Linked DNA regions of Homo sapiens: region 2 is linked to region 1. Evidence: read pairs that join two places in POLR2A ChIA-PET (ENCODE). Cell type or tissue: PC-9. All regions are shown on one strand. Links, peaks and the distances in the headings refer to the core of each region. The heading gives the core; the rest is flanking DNA. Region 1 has its middle 230 kb from the start of LINC01364. Region 2 holds the start of LOC105378835 (a long non-coding RNA gene).

What was found. Peaks named below come from ENCODE experiments on the same cell type or tissue, not always from the same donor. Only the 100,000 strongest peaks of a DNase experiment are listed, where the experiment ranks them.
Region 2: POLR2A ChIA-PET joins it to region 1 with 15 read pairs; 2 of 35 experiments call an interaction of 5 or more read pairs at or near these places.

The regions. Positions count from the first base shown.
Region 1 is chr1:87,601,819-87,604,739 of GRCh38, forward strand. No RefSeq gene overlaps it. Among named protein-coding and RNA genes, the nearest start is that of LINC01364, 230 kb to the left of the region's middle. In PC-9, for the core only: no CTCF peak of the experiment used is centred there; no DNase peak of the experiment used is centred there.
Region 2 is chr1:87,527,636-87,530,556 of GRCh38, forward strand. LOC107985408 (a long non-coding RNA gene) reads left to right here. Exons shown (of 4, transcript XR_001737795.1): 4 at 945-978. It overlaps LOC105378835 (a long non-coding RNA gene), which reads right to left and starts at 937. Exons shown (of 3, transcript XR_947567.2): 1 at 828-937. In PC-9, for the core only: no CTCF peak of the experiment used is centred there; no DNase peak of the experiment used is centred there.

The DNA of each region.
Region 1 (2,921 bases), core at 225-2,724:
CTAGGCTATACCATCTAGGTTTGTGTAAGTACATTCTATGATGTTTGAACAATGACAGAATCATCTAAGGATGAATTTCTCAGAATCTATCACCATCTTTAAAAGACGCATGGCTGTATAATTAAACTTCCTTAATAAAATAAATGTGTTTTATTAATAGTAATAATACTATCAATTTTGATTTTACTTAACATTTTCTTTAAAGGGTCAAATTTCACCTGTATTAAAATTTCACTGCATTGTGATATACAGCACATAGCAAGAGGATAGCTTGTCTAGGAAATAAACATTCCTCAGTAGTACGTATCCATATCTGATACATGAAAAAGATTCCATATTTCTGGGATTTACTGATTTAATAGAGCAAGGAAACATGTTTTCATTAATTTTCCTCCATAGTTGTTCTACTGGGACATTTGAAATGGGTTTTCATCTAAACTGTGTCTTTCTGAATGGCACACCTCCCTTTATTTTCACATTGCACCCACTTCTGGTTTTGATTCAGGGTGTAGTGTCCTCCATAGGACCAGGTATCATTATCAGTGCTCATGGTTCTGTTGCTGTTGCCCTCCTCACTGATGTCTGGCTATACGTAGATGCTAGGGATGGGATGAGGTGGTAACTGTGAACAAGCTGGGGCCTGGCACCCAGGGTGAGGGGAGTGGAGTAGCCAGAGAGATTTTTTTCCCATTGGTAGTTTAAGGAAATTGTTTCAATAGGACTCTTGGGTCTCTGCCATTAGAAAGGATATGAGACTCCAAACCCAAGTTTGTCATGCTAATCCTTTCTTTATTTCCTTCCATATTGCCAGCCCATGATTGTCTCATTCTAATTTGGATGGTTCTATTGCAGTAGATATTTTTCTATTCATCTATGAAAAGAAAAAGACAAAGCTACATATTTGGGATTCAAATCAAAATGGGACAGTCCTTTTTCAGATACTTAAAATTTTTGAGAAACAAGAATCTAACTAGTATTACTAGAGCTTTATGACTATTTTTATTTGCACTTATCTATGTAAAGTTACAATTTAAACATAAAGAACTTAGATTTTTGATTAGCCCCTCTGTAAAATGTACAACATGTGAAATATAAGATAATTGGCCAGGTGCGGTGGCTCACGCCTGTAATCCCAGCACTTTGGGAGGCCAAGGTGGGTGGATCACGAGGTCAGGAGTTCGAGACCAACCTGGCCAACATGGTGTGGAACCCCGTCTCTACTAAAAATACAAAAATTAGCCGAGCATGGTGGCACGCGCCTATAATCCCAGCTACTCTGGAGGCTAAGGCAGGAGAATTGCTTGAACCCAGGAGGCAGAGGTTGCAGTGAGCCAAGATCGCGCCACTGCACTCCAGCCTGGGTGACAGAGCAAGACTCTGTCTCAAAAAAAAAAAAAAGAAAAGAAAAGAAATATACGATATCAGGGTCATTGAGGAAGATTTGAGTGGTTTTATCTTCTCTAGCTTTCCATTTAAAACAGCAAGTTTCCACTGAAAAATTGCAAGGGTTGCCACTAGGTTTCTACCTTGGAGGTTAAGGTTAGCATGTTGTATTCTGCAGATTTTTATATTCTCTGAGTGAGAGAAAAAAAGATGAGCCCTTGAAGCCAAAAGTAAGCAGAGATTTGCCAGAGTGGTTCTTCCACTAAGATTTTTATACCATGGGTTGGATCCTGTGGTTTCTAGTTTGTTTCTCCTGGTTTCTAAACTCCAGTGCCTCTGGCCTCCTTTATTTAAGTGAAATAGTACCACTCAGGTATGTATAATAAATGACCAACATTGATGAGATTCAGGTCTTTTAAGCCAAGGTATCAAAGAAGACAAGTAAATTGGTAATGTTCTGACATTTTTATTCTTAAGACATGAAGATTGGCTTTAAACCTTTTAGCAGGAAGAAATGATTAAGAAAGACAGGCTCTGCAGGTACTAAGAGAAAGTGGTATATTAGTGCTGTAGCTTCTGGCTACCTTATCAAATTACAGCATTAGATAAGCTTCTGCCTCCCAGTTGCCCACTCCCCCACATTACCAGGATTCCACAGTTGTTGGAAGCCAGGAGTGGGGAAGAAACTCTTCAAAGATTTCAAGAGGGAATCTATTCACGATTAGTCATTTTATTTGCAAACTGAAGGCACCAGAGTAAATAGCATAATCCTTGCTTAGAGGTAAAATAATATCTTTTTGATATCTCTCTGATCCTTATTACTGCCTTGAGAATTGGTGACTTACAGATGCTCCCAGTTTGGAGCTCCTATCGCAGTGCTTTGTGCTTCTAAAATGCTTCTGATAAATATTTGCTGCATTTGGGTACAATATGGTGTCTTGAATATGTATACATTGTGGAATGGCTAAATCGAGCTAATCAACATATCCATTACCTCACATACTTACCATTTTGTGTGCGTATGTGGTGAGAACACTTAAAATCTACTCTCTTAGCAATGTTCAACTATACAATACAGTGTTATTAACTAGAGTCACCTTCTTGTACAACAGATCCCTTAAACTGATTTTTCCTGTCTTACAGAAACTTTGTATCCTCTGACGAGTATCTCTCTAATCTGCTCCACCCCTTCCTGCCCCACCACCACTACTCATCTGGTAACCACCCTTCTACTCTCTGCTTCTATGAATTCACCTTTAGATTCCACATACAAGTGAGATCATGTGATATTTGTCTTTTTGTGCCTAGCTTATTTCACTTAATGTAACGTCCTCCACATGCATCTATGTTGTCACAAATGACAGGGTTTCTTTCCTTTTTTAAGGCTGAAGAGTATTCCACTGTGTATATTTACCACATTTTCTTTATCTTTTCATCCATTGATTTTGTAGCTAGGCTATTGTGAATAACGCTTCAATGAACATGGGAGTGCAGATTATCTCTCCAACATACTGATTTTATTTCCTTTTTGTATAGAT
Region 2 (2,921 bases), core at 129-2,628, 74 kb before region 1:
TGCTCAAAAGTCTATGGATATAGAATAACAAATTTTCTCAACATAAAAGTGAAAAGTCGATATAAAAATTTAATTTGATCTGCTGAGAAAAGTTGGTCTGGCCTGATAAAATTAAATGGATAGAAATAATATTTTGGAGACTTAAATTTTATTTTCATTGTCTTGCGACTGAACAAATAAGTACTCTAAGTAAGAAGAAGGGCTAAAATTCCCATTTCATGAGAAATATTCTCTAACAAAGAGTTTTTGGGCTACATATTTTTCACTTTCATAAATTCTAAAAGGAGAATAGTTGATGTGGACATTAAAATAATTGGCTTTCTTGGATCACAAAATGACAAAGCAAAGCTGATCTATCTAAGAGTTTAAAAAGCAATGTGGTTGGCCCTGCCTGAAGAAAATGTACTATGTGAAACCAAAAATTTACAGATGAATAAACTAAGGGATGATTATTCATACTGTAAAAGAGTCTTTAAAGAATTCCCCTAGGATTCTTTTAAAGGCTGAGTTCCACTAGTTCATGAAAGTGTTTGTATGCAGATCATTAACTATTTGACAGGCAGACTGGAAATGCAGGTAGCGAGAACCAAGGGGGAAGGGAGTTCAAGTGGCAGAGGAATAACTGACACCTGAGGATCATCAAATCTCTAAATAAACATTGATAAAACAATCATGAAAGTCAAAGCAAAAAATAGGATATTTACTTACAAGACATGCTTTATATACTAGAGCTGTTGGAGGCACACTATTTGGGTTCAAATGCTAGCACTGCCACCTGTTTAGCTGTATGACCTTGGATAGGTTACACAAGCTCTCTGAATACCAACCTTCTGTGTCTGGAATTGGTGGGTTCTTGGTCTCACTGATTCAAGAATGAAGCCGCGGACCCTGGCGGTGAGTGTTACAGTTCTTAGAGATGGTGTGTCCGGGGTTTGTTCCTTCAGGTGTTCAGATGTGTCCGGAGTTTCTTCCTTCTGGTGGGTTTGCGGTTTCGCTGACTTCAAGAGTGAAGCTGCAGACCTTCGCGTTGAGTGTTACAGCTCTTAAAGGCCGCGCGTCTGGAGTTGTTCGTTCCTCCTGATGAGTTCGTGGTCTCCCTGGCTTCAGGTGTAAAGCTGCAGACCTTCGCGGTGAGTGTTACAGCTCATAAAGGTGGTGCAGACCCAAAAAGTGAGCAGCAGCAAGATTTACTGCAAAGAGCAAAGCACAAAGAGTCCACAGCATGGAAATGGATCCCAGCAGTTTGCCGCTCCTGGCTTGGGAGGCCTGCTTTCGTTCCCTTATCTGGCCCCACCCACATCCTACTGCTTGGTCCATTTTATAGAGAGCTGATTGGTCCATTTTACAGAGAGCTGATTGGTCCGTTTTACAGAGAGCTGATGGGTCCGTTTTGACAAAGCACTGATTGGTGCGTTTACAAACCTTCAGCTAGACAGAAACGTTCTTCAGGTCCTCACCTGACCCAGAAGCCTAGCCGGCTTCACTTCTCAATGGCAGTCGCTATAGGACTTTGCAGCACCTAGCCCAGGCACTCTGGCAGCCCAGAGGGAACTCATCTCCTGATCAAGCCCAGCAGGCACCGGCTGGCTGCGCTGAGCGCGGGGCCTTCTGAGCCCGGCCCACCCGAACCCGCGCAGGCCCCTGAGTGCCGCTTGCGGCCCTGGCTCCCAGACGTTCCTCTCCCTCCACACCTCCCCGTGAGCAGAGGGAGCCGGCTCCTGCCTCGGCCAGCCCCAGAGAGGGGCCCCCACAGCGCAGCAGCGGGTTGAAGGGCTCCTCAAGCGCGTCCAGAGCCATTGGACTCTGAGGCCGAGAAGGCGCCGAGAGCGAGTGAGGGCTGCTAGCACGTTGTCACCTCCCACTTCTAGGTTGTATAAGGATTACATGAGTCAATATATATAAAACATTTGAACAGTGGTCTGGCACATAGTAATTGCTACACACGTTTCTAAGGTGATTCTGGACAAGCTATTACAAAATATCTGTTCTTTACCAAAGTAGAGCTTATTAGCACAATCATGAGACTGGATATAATTTCACAACATCAAAATAATTTCTAGCCCCAAAAGAAAAAACAAACCAAAAACACTGAGAAATAAATTCTGCTTTCTCATTGAGTTTCTAAGGAAGTCAATCTGAAGTTTAACTTTCTTTAAAATTATTGTTCTAACTTCAGTTTTCTAGGAGTTTGACAAAATTTTTAAGTTTGAGAAGTACATAGAGGCAGTCAGCAATCTAGTATCTGTTAATTTTTCTATGTTAAAAGGCTTCGATTCACCTATTATTACATTTGTCATCTTAAGAACAATAGTGCACGGGTTGAAATAAAACATTCTTATTTGTGGGAAAGAAAACCTTTTGCTTGGTTAATTTTACTTGGTTCACACAAGAATGGACACGTTCTTTGTATTCTACTCAATGTCACTACTTATATGTAGCTTTCAGCTTGAAAGGACATTAATTGATGTTTTCCAAAGGAACAACCGGTTACAAGGTGTCCACATTTGCTCTCTTAGTCTGATGAAATGGTTGCATAAAACAGGTTGCCAAACCAGAAATATCAAAAATGGGCATGAAGGTAGGGGTGTGTGTGCAGCGAGTATGGCACTAGGAAGCTGAGCTGGGTGAACAGGAGGAAGCTCACAGGCTTGCTGTGGCTGAGGGAGCCCGCTCTGGGATCCTGCAGTCCACAGTTGGCTATATCATGTTCAGTCCTGACATGGCACACGAGAAGGCCCAGACTGTTGTAAGGGCCAGAAATGACACTTTTTAAAGATTATAAACGGTCTCCTAATTACTCAATGGATTCTTCCTTTGTGTTCCCTGAAACTCCTCTTCCACTCAGAACAAGTTTCCTTATCTGGCCAGCCCTCTTCTTGTGTCATAAGACCCTCAACTATGGCACACGCTAGCCCATATCT